Linked DNA regions of Homo sapiens: region 1 is linked to region 2. The links are chromatin loops, found by intact Hi-C in ENCODE. Cell type or tissue: Caco-2. All regions are shown on one strand. Links, peaks and the distances in the headings refer to the core of each region. The heading gives the core; the rest is flanking DNA.

Region 1 (8,331 bases), core at 56-8,055, 82 kb after region 2:
GACATCTTGTATATCTGGCATAGACATTGTGACAAATATAAAGTTAAGTATGGCCAGGTATGGTGGCTCTAGTCTGTAATCCCAGCACTTTGGGAGGCCGAGGTGGGTAGATCACCTGAGGTTAGGAGTTCAAGACCAGCCTGGCCAACATGATGAAACCCTGTTTCTACAAAAACACAAAAAAATTAGCTAGGGATGATGGCAGGTGCCTGTAATCTCAGCTACTCGGGAGACTGGGCTGGGAGAATCGCTTGAGCCTGGGAAGCGGAGGTTGCAGTGAGCCAAGATCACGCCATTCATTGCACTCCAGCCTGGGCGACAGAGCGAGACTCTGTCTCAAAAAATAAATAAATAAAATAAATAAAGATAAGTATAAATATTTTCTACCTGCAAGAGAGGAAACAACGACACTAATGAAAACTGAGACTAAAGTAAAATCATTGCTCTGTGGTTGGTACAAAGAAAATAGTTTATAAGAGCAAAAGAGGGGCGTTCTTCTCTTTTTTTTTTTTTTTTGGGATGGAGTCTCACTCTGTCACCCAGGCTGAAGTGCAGTGGTGCTATCTCAGCTCACTGCAACCTCTGCCTCCTGGGTTTAAGCAAGTCTCCTGCCTCAGCCTCCCGAGTAGCTGGGATTATAGGCGTATGCCACCACACCCGGCTAATTTTTGTATTTTTAGTGGAGATGGGGTTTCACCATGTTGGCCAGGCTGATGTCAAACTCCAGACCTCAAGTGATTTCCCCACCTCAGCCTCCCAAAGTGCTGGGATTACAGGCGTGAGCCACCACGCCCGGCCAAGAGGCATTATTTTCATTTGGGTCAAACAGGCTTCACAAATAAGTTGGTTATTTGGTCTGGACCAAACACACTGGGTTGAGATAGAGGAGAAGCCCATTCTATCCTGAGCAGAGATAGGGCAGTGTGAGTCATGCTTAGGAACATGGAGGAGACCACACTGCTGGTGTCAGCTACCCAGAGTGTGGTGAGGGAGGATGAAGTGCTTGGGAAGCCCCTTGGGGCTATGCTGGGGAGCCATCAGCCATGGATGTTATCAGATTGGGGTGTTTAAAAGATCAACCTGGTGGCAAATGGAAGGTAGAGCTGATGGGAGGGTGCTAGTTCAGTGCCTAGTCCAGGAAAGAGGGGGCATTTTTCCAGTTTGTCTTTGGTATATATTATTTATTTTACATGAGTGAAACAGCAGCTTTGTTAATCTGTTGCAGATCTGAACATAAAGTCTGGTCTCCTCTGGTGACGGAGGAAGGGAAGCGTCATCCATACAAGATGAATTTAGCCTCTGAACCCCAGGTAAGTTCTTGCTCATCGTTGCCGCTGCTCTCACCACCCAGCACTTTGCCGTTTCTGACACTGCTCAGCACATTCCTGTTTTTCCTGCCCTGGAGGCCTGGGGATAAGACCCTTCACTGTCTCTGCTGGTATCTGGCTCTTGTTCAGTTCTTCCCGTAAGGGAACTGCAGGAGGATAGGGCTGGAAAACCCCAGGGCAGTGACGCTGTGTCCTGGGCTGGAAGCAGGGGGTCGGAAGGCGATAAGGGAAGCCGGTGGAAGCCTTCCTGCGTGGGAAGGGTTGGCAGGATCACAGTGAAGTCAAGGAGCTATTCAGCTCGTTATGGATTTCAGCAACAAATGAATCATGACAGGGATGAAAATAAGTTTAGGTCTGGAGGCCTAGAGCCTAGAAGAAATCGGGGAATATGTAATAGGAAGCCCTGCTTCTCCCCACTGTATGCCCCTGTCTGGTTTCCATGAGCCATGGAGTGGAAATCTCTATTTTTGTTACAGTGAAACTTCTAGTGAGACTTTAAAATTACTAAAATAAAGCAGCAATTAATATAAAAAAAAGCAGTACATAGTGTACAATTTGTCACCCAGATAGAATTTCTCAGGACAGTAGACTGCCCTAAGATCCCATATTTGTGAATAAATCTCTCAGTAGTTGGATTATTGGATTGTAGGTGATTTTATTTCTTTCTGCCTTATGTGCCTCTTCTAAATAATCTACAAGGCATGGGTATTGTTTTTGAAATAAGGGACAAACTTAGAGATGTTTAGAACATCTTTTGTAAAATTCCTCACACCCAACATGCTACTTGTCTCAAAGTATGTGTCTGTTGGATACATTAATGAATTAGTAATGATAAACTAGGTATGTTGATAATGCCTTTTGAAAATTTTACACTGGTTTGTGATGGTTATGCATTTGACCCAAGTTGAAGATTTGAAATTTAACTTATTTTTCTAAATTTGGGATACTATTTAGTTTTTATGGTGAATTAAGATGTAATTAAAATACAATATATAGCTAGCTATCTTTTATACATAAAACAGAAACTTGTATGAAGTTGAACTCACTTGGTATATTAGTGTGTGTTAATTGGGTGGTTGGATATAAGTCATATTTTCTCAAATAGAATCCATTAAAATTTCAAAAACGAAGTCACATAAAATTTTTGCCATTAAGATAGTAAAAATAATTATTAAAAATCCCAAGAGTCATTTTAAGGATCATTTTGCATCATTTCAAAACTGATGTGAACATATTCTTCTATACAACTCCTCTCAGGAAAGTTCGTAAAATGGCACTTGGTCTATACACTGGCAGTTGTGCAAACTAATTTAAAACATGCCACAGTTAGTTTCAGTTTCCTTGGGAGTTCTCAGCTACTTCATTAAATTTACCATAAATGTTAAATTTTAATTGTTAAATTTTAATTTTTACATATTTTATAACACACAAGGAATGATTTCGTTTTAACTTGGTCTATCTGAAATCCTCATTTTCATGTAAATAAGGTAATTATGTAAATTTCAGTTATAGTTTTCATTTGTAGTATATTTGAATTTTCATTTTAAATCTGTAGTTACCTGTATTAATCTTTTGAAGGTAGTTCTCTTCAGATTACAAAAATTCTCAAATACTTTAAACCCTTGTATTTTTCTTGTGATTCTAGTAATGCTTTATTACTGTAAGAAAAACTTCTCACCCATCATTTTTCCAGTCTTTTACTTCCAGCCATTCTAAAGTAGAGGATAAATGAGTAAGAGCAGAGTTCATCTATAATAAAAAGATCTGTTGGTTCATGTAATGCCAACCAACACCCCAGCTTATCTGAGGTCAGCATAGTTACACACCTAGTTTGTACTTCCTCATTATTGAGTTTCCTTGGAGACTGATAAATACAAAGCCCAAACAATTACATCATCCCTTCTAAAAGGCAAGCCCTGAATCTGCCTGCTTTCTGGAAAGACCAGTCAGTATTCAGATGAGGGTAGAGATATTCCTTTTATGTACAAACCAGATGCATTCTTGAAAGATTCTTTAGAAAGTGAAATCATCCGAATTTTCAACCTGAATTTTCCATTGACTTCCATTCTAATTGGAAATGTGTTTCGGTGGAGGGAGAAGGGAACAGACCCTGGTTGAATATGTGCCACGAGCCAGGCACTGTACTTGACACTCTAGTAACTCACACAAATCCTTGTAAAGAAGGCTTTATCTTCTTCATTTTAAAGATGAAAAATGGGCTTAGAGGGGTATTCCTTGCCAAACAGGAAATTGCAGGGAAAAATTGAGCCAAGGCGGAAAAATAAAGACCCTTCCTTGGGGCTCTGCATCCTCTGCTGCTCCTAGGAATTGCCATGGTGATGGAGAGAAGAAGAAAGAATGACCATCCTGGCTGCGGCACATGTAGGCAAGGGTACCAGGCCACCCATCTGTAAATCTCTGTCTTCATGACCATAGCCTTTAATTACTATATATTATTTATTTGGGTAGCTGTGCCATAAAATTTACTTAACTACTCTTTGATAACTGCTGAAGTTTTGTGTTGTTTTTTATTTTTTGTTATTTATTTTTATTTTTTATTTGTGAGATGGAGTCTTGCTCTGTCACCCAGGCTGGAGTGCAATGGTGCAGTCTTGGCTCACTGCAACCTCTGCCTCCTGAGTTCAAGTGATTTTCTTGCCTCAGCCTCTGAGTAGCTGGGATTACAGGCAGGTGCCACCACGCCTAGCTAATTTTTATATTTTAGTAGAAACGAGGTTTCACCATGTTGGCCAGGCTGGTCTTGAATTCCTGAACTCAGGTGATCCTCTTGCGTTGGCTTTCCAAAGTGCTGCGATTACAGGAATGAGCCACCGTGCCTGGCCTGTTTTGTTTTTTTAGGGATGAGAGTCTAGCTCTGTCACCCAGGCTGATGTGCAGTGGCACGATATGGCACACTGCATCCTCCATCTCATGGGCTTACATGATCCTCCTGCCTCAGCCCTCTCAAGTAGCTGGGACTACAGGCTACTTGACTGTCTAACTTTTTTTTACGGATGGGGTCTTACTATGTTGCCCAGGCTGGTTTCGAACTCCTAGGCTCAAGCAATCCTCCTGATTTGGACTCCCAAAGTGTTGGGATTACAGGCGTGAGCCACTGCACCCAGCCAAAAGAGAAATCTTTTTTTTTTTTTTTTTTTTTTTTTTTGACAGAGTTCCACTCTCGTTGCCCAGGCTGGGGTGCAATGGTACAATCTCGGCTCACCGCAACCTCTGCCTCCTGGGTTCAAGAGATTCTCCTGCCTCAGCCTCCCGAGTAGCTGGGATTACAGGCATGCGCCACCATGTCTGGCTAATTTTTGTATTTTTAGTAGAGATGAGGTTTCTCCATGTTGGTCAGGCTGGTCTTGAACTCCGGACCTCAGGTGATCCGCCCGCCTCGGCCTCCCAAAGTGCTGGGATTACAGGCGTGAGCCACCACGCTCGGCCCAAAAGAGAAGTCTTAAACATAAAAATATTTTCAGGTTGTTTTCTTTTATTTTAAATTAGGTACTCAATAAAGCTTTTAGTTTTCATGATTTTTTTTTTTTAAGAAAGCATAAAAGACTTGAATATTTAACAAAAAAGGAGAGAAAAAAGGAAGTGCAACAGATGACAGGAACTCTTTTGGAGGCAGCTGTTCTGGGCCTGGGTGTTTTAAGAAAGAGACTAGAGTTCAGGAAGATTTTTCTGGAAAACACAGACACTAAGACACATTTTGAGTTCAGCTGGCTGCACAGAGCATGCATCACCTAGAAGCCATGGGTTGTCCAGACACCCATATAGAAAGGACCTTGCTGATTGGGCTATCAGAAAAGCTGTGATGCTGGCAGGAGGGAAAGAAAAAGTAGAAAAGCTGTAGTTTTAGAAAACAGGAATGTTAATTTCCAAAGTGGCTTTGCGGGTTTGTAAAGGAGCTCTGAGATGTTGTAGCTGTAGTAATTATTCACCTGACTCTTAACAAGTCTAGGGTGGGGGTGGAGGGAACTTTCTCAAATTACAGAAAGAGGGGAATGAGAACACAAGGAACTCAAAAGTCCTTTTCTGCAGCTCTGCTGGGTACCGCCCCTGTAACAGGTATCCCCGACCTTCTATCTGATTAGCCTTGTCTTTCTCCCAGAAGAAACAATAGATCCTTAATTTCCTTTACCCTTGCTCTGCAGGAGACTGAGACCATCTCTGCCTAGTCAGCAGCTGCTTCCCCTGTGACACCACACCCTCTTACCTTGCTTGTCTAACTTGCTCACTTATGGAGAATTTATCTCCACCTTTTATCATCTCCTGCTTTTGCACTGACCAAAGTGACTGCATATTTCTCTTCACCTAGTGCTTTAATCTCTTTGGTATGTGCCCTGAAAGCGTGTTTTAGCTCTGACTTGAATCTTACAGCCCAAAGCATCAAGGGCTGTCCTGCCCGAGGGTGCCTTAGAGGGCAGGCTTTGCTGGGCCTCAAGGAAGAATCAGAAGGTAGAGATGATTCAGGGGGTGTGAACTCGCACAGGTGCCCATTGTGGGAAACTTCCCCAGTCATTGCCCGTGTGTCTCAGTGGGTGTGTCAGTGTCCCTCAGCTAAAGTTTGGGTTGAACTAGGGCCATCTTAGCAGCTGGAACACCTCTCCCTGGCGCTCAGCCTGCACTGCCCATCAAGGGGTTTGCATTGGATGCCCCCCTTGATTTCTCCTCTGATCCCTGCCTGCAGGAGGTCCTGCACATAGGAAGCGCCCACAACCGAAGTGCCATGCCCTTTACCGCCTCGCCTGCCTCCAGCACTACTGCCAGGGTCATCACAAACCAGTACAACAACCCAGCTGGCCTCTACTCTTCTGAAAATATCTCCAACTTCAACAATGCCCTGGAGTCAAAGACTGCTGCCAGCGGGGTGGAGGCGAACAGCAGACCGTAAGTAGCCCAGGAGTCCTCCTCTGAGCCGCTCCTGGGAGGGGCTTTTCACATCAGGACCAGGGCTGCCCAGGCAGGTGCAAGAGCCACTACTCCAGGGAGAAAAATGACTACATTAGCAGAACACTTCTGTGTTCATTTTCTTCATCTACACAAAGGGGACAATACCTCCTGCTTTATAGGGTGTCTGTAAAAGTAAGAATTAATACGTAAAATGCCCAGCATTGTGTTAAGCACAAACAAATCACTTAATCCTCCAGAACTGTTTTTATTTGTGTTTTGATTTCTGTGGTCATCATCTTCTAATTGAACATAGTCCTTCCTTGACAGGCCTGCTGCTTCCCGAGAAATTCTTCAGTATTATTAGTCGGGGAGTGTTTGAGGGAATCTAGAGTAGCCTGTGCTTATGTCCACCATCTGAACTAAGCAAGGGAGAAATACTTCATGCTGCATAGTTTTGGTGAAGCAGTGTTTGCTTTTTCCCTAGAGTGGACCAGAGGTCATGAAAGAAGAGAGGTCCCTGAGGATATAAATGCTTGTCCTAGGAATAGGTTCTGATCTGGGGACAGAGGCAGGCTTAACTGGGGGAGAGGTAGGGCTGCAGGTGGAAAGGGGAGAGGTGTCTGAGGAAGTGCCTTGCTGGGGACTGAGGAGGCATGTCCTCTTCTGTCACAGATCATCTGGCTGCAGCTGCCTTTGAGTCTTTTTTTTTTTTTTTTGAGACAAGCTTTCGCTCTGTCACCCAGGCTGGAGTACAGTGGTTTGATCACAGCTCACTGCAGCCTCGACCTCCTGGGTTCAAGTGATCCTCCCACCTCAGCCTCCTGAGTAGCTGGTACTACAGGTGTGTGCCACCACACTTGGCTAAGTTTTACTTTTTTTTGTAGAGATTGGGGTCTCACTGTGTTGCCCAGGCTGGTCTCGAACTCCTGGGCCCAAGTGATCCTCCCACCTCAGACTCCCAAATTTCCGGGATTACAGGCATGAGCCACCAAGCCCTTTGAGTCTTTATTGGAGTCTCCTGGATCTTGCCAGCAGAGGGGCCCAGTGTCTGCTCCATCTCAGGCTCTTTGAGGATGAATCCAGAAACACTGGGAATCCCAGCAAAGGAACTGGGTTTGAGGATGGGTTAAAGATGGGGCCAATTCTCTGTAGGTGTAAAGTGGGTGGACTAGGTTAGGAATTGCCCACTCAAATACCCAAAAGTGGCAGGCAGGATGAGGAACTGAGGCAGAGCTCTGAGTAAACAAGGGTGCTGGGTGGGGGTGGGGGTGGCAGCTGGAGCGTGCATTCCTGGTCCGGAGGGGACGCTGCTCCTTGGCTCCAGCCACGTGCCTCATGCAGGTCTCATTTCTGCTAATTATTTCCATTAAAACAGAAGTTGGAAAGCCTCTTTTTTTCGGAAATCTCCTGATTTTTAATTATTGGTGACATTTAAATTTTGTTGGAAAACACTGTGTGGTCCAAACTTGCCTTAGCTCTGAGAACCTTTCTCACTTGGAATCATCAATTTTTGTATTGCCTCTGAAGCCCGCTTTGCCATTCAGTTTCTCCCCAATTCACCTTTAACAAGAACCTGCTCAACTCTTAGGGTAATTAAATTGCAAACCAATGGCTTCAAATGCAGGTTGAGAGAGGTTAAGATACTAGAGGTTCCAAACTACTTAAATGTTTGGAAAGGGCTGTTGTAGCAACACCTCTCAAGGGCTCCTTGGGCATTCCTTGCATATAGTCACCCCTCCCCTCCCCAGAGAGAGACAGATGTCATTGGACACCCATGACATGTGCATCCCTGTTCCCTGTGCCTGACACTGAGAGGACACTAAGATTTCTTTCTTTCTTTTTTTTTTTTTTTGAGACGGAGTTTCACTCTTGTTGCCTAGGCTAGAGTGCAATGGAGTGATCTCTGCTCACCACAACCTCCGCCTCCCGGGTTCAAGCGATTCTTCTGCATCAGCCTCCCGAGTAGCTGGGATTACAGGCATGCGCCACCACGCCCGGATAATTTTGTGTTTTTAGTATAGATGGGGTTTCTCCATGTTGATCAGGCTGGTCTCAAACTCCCGACCTCAGGTGATCTGCCTGCCTCGGCCTCCCAAAGTGCTGG
Region 2 (8,331 bases), core at 280-8,279:
AATTCTATTCCATGGGGTCATTTTAATGGGCATTGAGGGCATTTGGTAAAAAGCAACATTGTTTGATTTTTCAAAGAAGCCTTTAAAAATAGAAATAGATGACTTTTTCCTTACTCTAAGAGAGAATATTTCTTCTAATCCCAGGTAGCGTTATTCTTAGGGTTTTTTTTTAATATTTATATTCTCTGTCATTCCCTTTAACTCAGCTTCATTTCACCCAGTGAAGAAGTCATTCAGTAAAAAAGTAAGTGATGCTGTCAGCCACATAATTAGCCTTTGGTGCATATCCTAAGGCCTTCTAAAAATTGTGCCTAGGGGAAGAGTTGGCTGCCTAGAAGGGGCATCATCCTTTCTGAAATGGGCAAGAACATATTAGAGTAAGAGATACAGGAAGCACAAAAATGACCTGGTGCCATAGACTTCACTAGCAGAAGCCTATAGCAGGTTTAATAGGCCTGAGGTGGGTAGGAGGAATTGGCCAGCCCTGGTCCTGCCAGGGGAATATGCTGTAGGAATATATCCCTGCCTAAAAACAGGGTAGAGATGGCACTTCCAGCCTCCTGCTGCCAGCCCAGCATGGTTGGGAATGCCCTGGATGTGCCCCCTGGCTCACCTGGCCTTTTGCTGCCAGAAGCAAGAGGCTTTGGGCTGAGCCGGGGGTAGGTAGTTTGCTGGACAGTGTAATCATGTGGAATCATCCTTCCCCTATCCCGGCTTTTCCAGTGAAGTGCTGCCTCCTTTCTACAGTGCTTGGAGGGTGGTTATGATGGGAGTGTAATAGTTGTGGCTCTACAGCCGTTCTGACAGCTGAGTCTTAAAGCTTCTGCCCCATTCACCCAGTACCTCCTTCCCTAATTACTTTTGTTGGCAGTTTTCTAATATGCTGGAACAGATGATTCACTGCCCATTTTATGCAATTTTATGGCAGAAACTTTTAGCGGACCAGAGACGACTTAAACGCGAGCAAGAAGAGGCTGATATTGCAGCTCGACGCCACACAGGCGTCATTCCGACGCACCATCAGTTTATCACTAATGAGCGCTTTGGGGACCTCCTCAATATAGACGATACTGCAAAAAGGAAATCTGGGTCAGAGGTCTGTTTTGGTCACCTCAATCTGCTGCTTGACCCAAAGCAATATTTGCCTATTTGCCTCCCCTCAGCATTGTCCTCTGTAGGCCAGTTTAGTTCTCCAAACAGCATCTGTCATCCTGGCCTCCCTTAGGCTTGCTTTGGCTTCTTGCGGCTGGTAAATAGACATGACCCCATTATGTCCTGTGCTCTGTATGTTCAAGCATGCCTGGCTGGGGGACCGGGATCTGCTGGCACATGCCCCTGTTGCATGCCTTAGACCATTGGCTGCCTTCATGAGTCCAGCCCTCCACATCCTGCATTTTATCATGCTACTGTGTTGCCTGTGCATTCTGCTTAGAAACCTTATACCTGAGTCCATATGCATTGGTAGCTATGGTGTGGACAGTTACACAATTCTTCTTTGAAAAGATGGTTAATGAAACTTTACGAAAGTTAGCTTAACAATAATTTATGCCATTTACAAAGGCCTCCAAATTTAGTGACATTAATTTTGAAATATAGAACAGTGCTGCTGCTCACATGTAGGTGGATGAATTGTGTGAAGTGTTCAGCAGTGCTGCAGTAGTGCGCCTCACTAAAGAATTTTGAAGCCCAAAGACTTTTGCAGTTAGGAAAAACCCACAGAGGGTAAGAGAGTTCTCCAAGGGACGTTTCATTTGTTCTTTTAGTTTTGACATTTCCAAGCCTAGATTATGAAAGCTTAATATTATAAGAGGAAAGAGAAGAACAAACTTTGAAGTGATTTTTATCCAGATCTTGGCCTCCTGCACTAAGGTCAACATGTCGAAATTCTCATGCTAGCCAAATGCTGTATCTTGCGTAAGAGTTTATGCTTTGCCATGTAACCCTTAAGTAGCGCTGCTGAAGATGATCTCTTTTAGGGAAAATGGGTAAGTCTGGGATTTAGGGTGGGAGCTAGGGGAATGGGGGAATAACACCCAAAGTATGTACTGTTTTATAACCTTTCAGTACAGTAGATTAATATTTGTTTCTATCTTTTTTATTTTATTTTTTATTTATTTTTCTATCTAGAGTATCATTGCCTATCTTTTTTATTTTAGAAATATGACTGGGCATAGTGGCTTACACCTGTAATCCCAGTACTTTGGGAAGTCAAGGTGGGAGAATTGCTTGAGCCCAGGAGTTCGACACCAGCTTGGGCAACATAGTAAGACCCCCATCTCTAATTAATTAATTAATTAGATAGATTGGTAGATAGCCAGGTGTGGTGGCACATGTCTGTAGTCCAAACTACTGAGGAGGCTGAGGCAGGAGGGTTGCTTGAGTCTGGGAGCTCAAGGCTGCAGTGAGTCATGATCATGCCGCTGCACTCCAGCCTGAGCAACAGAGCAAGACCCTGTCTCAAAAAAAAAAAAAAAAATGTGTCTGGGAAGAAGAGATAGTGAAAAGAGGGAACCAAATTAAAAGAAAGAAAGCTGGCTGGGTTTAGTGGCTCAAGTCTATAATCCCAGCACTATGAGAAGCTGAGCCAGTAGGATCACTTACGGCCAGGAGTTCGAAACTAGCCTTTGCACCATAGGGAGACCTCGTCTTTACAAAAAAATGTATATATATAGAAAAATTAGCCAGGCTTGGTGGCACACGCCTATAGTCATAGCCACTTGGGAGGCTGAGGTGGGAGGATCACTTGACCCCAAAAGTTCAAGACTGCAATGAGCTATGAACACATCACTCCACCATGGATGGCAGAGTGAGATCCTGTCTCAAATTTAAAGAAATTTGAGGCTGTCTCAAATTAAAAGAAAAAGGAAAGCTGGGGAAGAGAAGGAGACTCTAAAATGATGGAGAGAAAGAAAATCTATCAAGGAAGAAGCAAAAGTTAGCGAATGTTAATTGCAAGGGAAAGATAGCCCTTGAGCCCTCAACATTCCAGCTCCTCCTCAAAAAGGCCCTTCTCAGAAGGCTCTGGGCATGGTTTGTCCTCACTGACAGTCCTGCCTGCTTGTAGGTAGAAGAAGATGGGAACAGGTGAAGGCACTACGGCTGCACACTTACACATGTACATGATACATGCAAACAGAAATGCACCGTGGGTGGAATAACCACAGACAGAGGCAGGCAAACTCAGCTCAGTGAGCCTGCCTCCCTTCTAGAGCAATGCTTCTCAAACTCTGACAAGTGCGTTAGCATCCCCTGGAGGGCTTGGTAAAATACAGACCCTGGGTCCTATCTGCAAAGTTTCTGATTCTGCAGTGGGGCCTGAAAATTTACATTTTTAACAATTTCCCAGGTGATATTGATTATACCAGTTTAGGGACCACATTTTGAGAATCACTGCCCTAGAGGTTGACTGTGGACTAGAAAAAGTAGAGACCAACACATCCCAGGTGCACCACACTGTGTCAATGCACTTCAATCCCATTCGGTAGGACTTGGGTGACCACAGGTTCTGTGTAAGACCCTATGGGAGGCAGAAAGAACTCAGTCTGTGCCCTTGGGGAGCTGATAGTGGAAGTCTCCCTCTTATACAGTTATCTCTGTCCTGTAGTAAGTAATACAATACTGTGAAAGCCAGAGGAGGGAAAGATGGATTTAGCCTTGGGAGCTATAGGGAGATAAAGAAGGAGAGGATGTTGCTTTGTATAACCATCGATGACTCACATACACGTCTCAAGAGTTCAATGGAATCAGTGAATTTTAACAGGTCTTTAATGAAAAAAATCTCACCACCCCACATTATTAACCTAAGTCTGCTTACAAAGTAACCATAAACTACACAGCTATATAATTATATTGATTTAATTGATAGGAGATATTGTTTTGACAGAACTCAGTTACCAAAGTGTGAATGCTGTGCTGCTTTGGTATACATTTTTTAAAGTTCACACAGCTCTACAGCTGGGTGACATGAGGTAACCTACTTCCTTGTGTTTTTCTATTGAAATCACTGTGAAATTCGTATCCTTATAATTTTGGTCATTTAGTTTTCTCTTGTGAACTTGTCATTTATCATTAACCCCACATCCATTATTTTCTTGTTCACCTGCAACTGTGAAATTATGCCCTTTGGTTACAGACACAAACACAGGTATTGAAATTGTGTGGCTTTAACTAGATTATAAGGTGATCATTCACTTGGCCCCCGTACGTTTGGTATAGATGGGTAGATAGATGAAAACATCAATGTGAAAATGCAGACTTTAAAAATGCCTGTGGAAGGCTAGGCACAGTGGCTCACACCTGTAATCCCAGCACTTTGGGAGGCCAAGGCAGGAGGACCGCTTGAACCCAGGAATCTGAGACCAGCCTGGGCAACATTGTGGGACCCTATCTGTATAAAAGTTACCCAGGCGTGGTGGTGCATGCCTGTAGTCCCAGCTACTCAGGAGGCTGAGGTGGGAAGATCACCTGAGCCTGGGGAGTCAAGACTGCAGTGAGCCATGATTGTGCCACTGCCCTCCATCCTGGGCAACAGGGCAAGACGCTGTCTCAAAAAAAAGAAAGAAATTCCACAGCCGGGCGTAGTGGTTCACACCTGTAATCCCAGCACTTTGGGAGGCCAAAGTGGGTGGATCACTTGAGGCCAGGAGTTAGAGACCAGCCTGGCCAACATGGTGAAACCCAGTCTCTACCGAGAAATACAAAAATTAGCCTGGCGTGGTGGCACATGCCTGTAGTCCCAGCTACTCGGGAGGCTAAAGCAGGAGAATTGCTTGAACCTGGGAGGCAGAGGTTACAGTGAGCTGAGATCGTGCCACTGCACTCCAGCCTGGGAGACAGAGTAAGACACTGTCTCAAAAAAAAAAAGAAATTCCAGATAGAGGAGAGGGTAGGAGGGGGTTCAGCTGAGGTGTAGCAAATAGATTTGACTGGAACAGGAACAGTGTAGTAGAGATAAAGGCAATTCTGTAAGAGTAGGGAGAAACTACCCAAAGGCCTTCACCTATGGCAGGAATTGAGATTTGAACTGAGGGAAAGTTGAGAGCAGCAGCCAACTTCAAAGCAAGGAAGAGATGTGAGGAAGAATGTTAGGAATGTTATTTGTGCTCCTGGGTGACAGATTAGAGTGAAGAGAATGTGAAATCAAAGGAAGCTTTGTGTCAATGGAAACTAGATGTCAGCTTTGAGCAACAGGGTTGTGGAGGGATGGAGGTGTGGAGGGAGGTCCCTCCTGACTTAATGACACACTTGATCAGGAAGTGGAGAAGGGGCAGAGGCTGACTTGGACCTGGGCATCTGGGAACAGAGGGCTACCCAACAGGATTGGAAGTCTTGGCAGGAGTCATTTGAGCTCAGGGACCACTTTATCTGGCTTTTTGGATGATGTCACAGACCGTAAGAAATATATGGAGTTGGAGATGATGTGAGAAGTGAATCGGCATTTCACCTACTTGCATATCATAATTTAAGCAAGTAGATGTCTCTAAGGAATAAGACAGTAGATAAGGAACATCTTAGGACTTCTGGCTGACTTTGTCTTTTTGTTTGTTTGTTTTTTTAATAGCCATGGTTCACATGTTTTGAGGAACTGTTACCTCAGCTTTGGGACCTTTCTAACCATCTCTTCCCCAGATCTGGCTGTTTTTAGGGGGATTCTCATGAATGACATACATAGTTGACTAAACATTTATCTAGTGTTCTACTAAGGTCAGACAAATGCAATTTTGCCCAGATTTCTACACTAGAACAAACTGGCTAGAGTGAATTTTTCTGCTTTGCTTTCTAGAAATTTGTGAAAATGTGTCCTTGTTGTCCATGAATCCTGATTTTAACTTGTCATTGTTTCTTATGTTCAGATGAGACCTGCCAGAGCCAAATTTGACTTTAAAGCTCAGACACTAAAGTAAGTGCCACCAGTTATATTTATTTGTCTTTTTAGCTGCCTTTTTGAAACACAGCAGTTTGTTTGTAGAGTTGGAGAAATAACAATTATAAAAATTGTTGTTAAAAAAAAAAGAACAAAACAGTAGTTCATAGAGTTTGCTATGTGCCAAACACTATTCAGAGTACTTTGCTTATGTTAATTCCTTATGGAGTGGGTGCTGTGATGATCCCCACTGTTCAAATGAAGAGACCAAGAGACTATAAGGTTAAGGAACCTGCTCAAGCTGGTGTGATAGAGTTGGAATTCAAACCTAGGCAGAGGTTGGGGTCTTATACCCTGCCCCACCCTGCCTCCTCCTATGTAGTGGCTCTATTTGCTCAAGTGGTGGCTTGATCTGACCCATCTTTTCTGTGGAAGGATCTAGACCAGTCTCTAGGGAGATAACTTTACCCATTTTGCTACAACATCCCAAGAGATTAAAATCTTACATGAACCCACAGGAGACTGGCGTTTCTCTTAAGTGTGTTCTTCAGAGTGCTAGCCCTGTAAAATTTTTCTCAAAAAGAGAGTTCTGTTGTAGAATGAGTTGGGAAACACTGCATGCTCTATCTATACCTCCCACCCACTTTGAAGAGATACTTTGTTGATGACATATTAATAGCTCCAGAAGTCTTTCAAGAAAGGAACCTGAAACACGATTTGGGAGATGCTACCAAAGACTGGGTTCCATAAGGAAACAGCTGGCTTTTTATCTAATAATGGATTTAAATAGTCCATGAGTTCTCATTGGCAGCTAAAAGTACAATGGTCAGTGGCCACCCCATTGTCCTGCAGATGGATGGTTGTGCATCTGGTGATCAGAGGGAGAGCTCCCTGTCCTTAGATGCTGGGAAATGCTGTGTGGAGCTAACCAACCATGGTTCTGATCTCCTGGATCACAAAATGAGTGACCAGGCCACAGTGTCTAGAGCCTAGGCACAAATCTGGTATAGTTGGGTTTGTGTGTATTACTCCAGTCCTTTAGTTGGTCAGCTAAAGGAGGTGGCTGTGTAATATACTGCAAAGATTGTGGGCTTTAGAGTCAGGAAGCCCTGTGTTCAAATCCTGACTATGCCACTTACTATCTTTGTGACTGTAGTGAAGTTATCAACTTCTCCCCCACTCAATTTTCTTTATCTGCGAGATAGGGGTAAAAATGCCTCTCTTGCAGGGAAGCTGGGGTAATACCTGTAAAACATTTTGCATAGTGACCAAAATTTAATACTCAAAATATGTCATCCTCTTCCCCCCCTTTTTTTTTTAAACCAGAAAGGATAACAGAGATATATAAATTAATTTGCAATTTAATTAATACACTTATTTCTTTGAATTGAGGAGTCTTTGTAAGATTTATTAAATGGTATAGTGATGATAATATTACATTTTCCCAGATTTCATAAAGAGTCTTAAAACAATTTTTTTTTAGAGCAACCCTGTCAAATAGAACAGGTGAGAAAGCTTAGATCCACAGAAATTGTCACCTTTTATCAACATTGCTAATGCCGGAGAGAGGGCTCCTTCCTCCTAACTCAGTGTTTTCATCACGACATGCTGCCTCCAAAAAAATGTCCACAAAATTTAGTGAAAAAAGTAAATTCTAGCTCCATGGTCTTTTAAGCCCTTCAGTCACTTGGTTTTACATTTCGCCATAGTCAATTACTCAAAAAAGCATGCTGTCGGGGCCAGGCGTGGTAGCTCACACCTGTAATCCCAGCACTTTGGGAGGCTGAGGCTGGCAGATCACTTGTGGTCAGGAGTTCAAGACCAGCCTGGCCAACATGGCGAAACCCTGTCTCTACCAAAAAATACAAAAATTAGCCGGGTGTGGTGGCAAGTGCCTGTAATTCCAGCTACTCAGGAGTCTAAGGCATGAGAATTGCTTGAACCCAGGAGGCGGAGGTTGCAGTAAGCCAAGATCATGCCACTGCATTCCAGCCTGGGGGACAGAGTGAGTCTCCATCTAAAAAAAAAAATAGCATGTTATGGAATACTTGGTTCAACAAAGTTAAACAAGTTTCTTTCCCCCTGGCCTTCTCAGGGCCTCTGCTGTGCTGATGTACACCGTGATGCTCCAAAAAAGATCTAAAGCGAATCATATTTCTCAAACCCTCTCACCAGCAGTGGTTCTTTGGGAGCTAGGGGTATAGTCCACAGCAGTGGAAGAATGGGGCCCCAGGTTTCCCATGGTAGTCTTCCATCAGCTACAACTACAGACCCCTCAGTTCGTCTCTCACACACAAGTGGGTCCTTTGCTTAATAGTAGGACCATTATGCTCCCATCCCCCTCCACAGCTGCGAGATACTTAGTATAGCAGAATCAGGAGCCTGCAGATCTCCATAGGGGTGAATATGCTGAGGGTCTTGCTCATCTATGTGCCTGTGGTTGGGGATGAAGGGAGGGGGAATTCGTA

What was found. Peaks named below come from ENCODE experiments on the same cell type or tissue, not always from the same donor. Only the 100,000 strongest peaks of a DNase experiment are listed, where the experiment ranks them.
Region 1: it touches region 2 in a loop (7-fold over the local background); 8 of 110 quality-filtered maps call a loop at or near these places.

What each region holds. Positions count from the first base shown.
Region 1 is chr10:95,261,757-95,270,087 of GRCh38, reverse strand. PDLIM1 (PDZ and LIM domain 1) reads left to right here. Exons shown (of 7, transcript NM_020992.4): 3 at 1,226-1,310; 4 at 6,025-6,224. Among named protein-coding and RNA genes, the nearest start is that of PDLIM1, 25 kb to the left of the region's middle. RefSeq lists an enhancer at 5,003-5,778. In Caco-2, for the core only: no CTCF peak of the experiment used is centred there; DNase peaks (open chromatin) are centred at 1,413, 3,157, 5,747 and 6,817.
Region 2 is chr10:95,343,974-95,352,304 of GRCh38, reverse strand. It overlaps SORBS1 (sorbin and SH3 domain containing 1), which reads left to right. Exons shown (of 33, transcript NM_001034954.3): 25 at 929-1,096; 26 at 5,853-5,899. Among named protein-coding and RNA genes, the nearest start is that of PDLIM1, 57 kb to the right of the region's middle. RefSeq lists an enhancer at 4,740-5,392. In Caco-2, for the core only: no CTCF peak of the experiment used is centred there; a DNase peak (open chromatin) is centred at 5,204.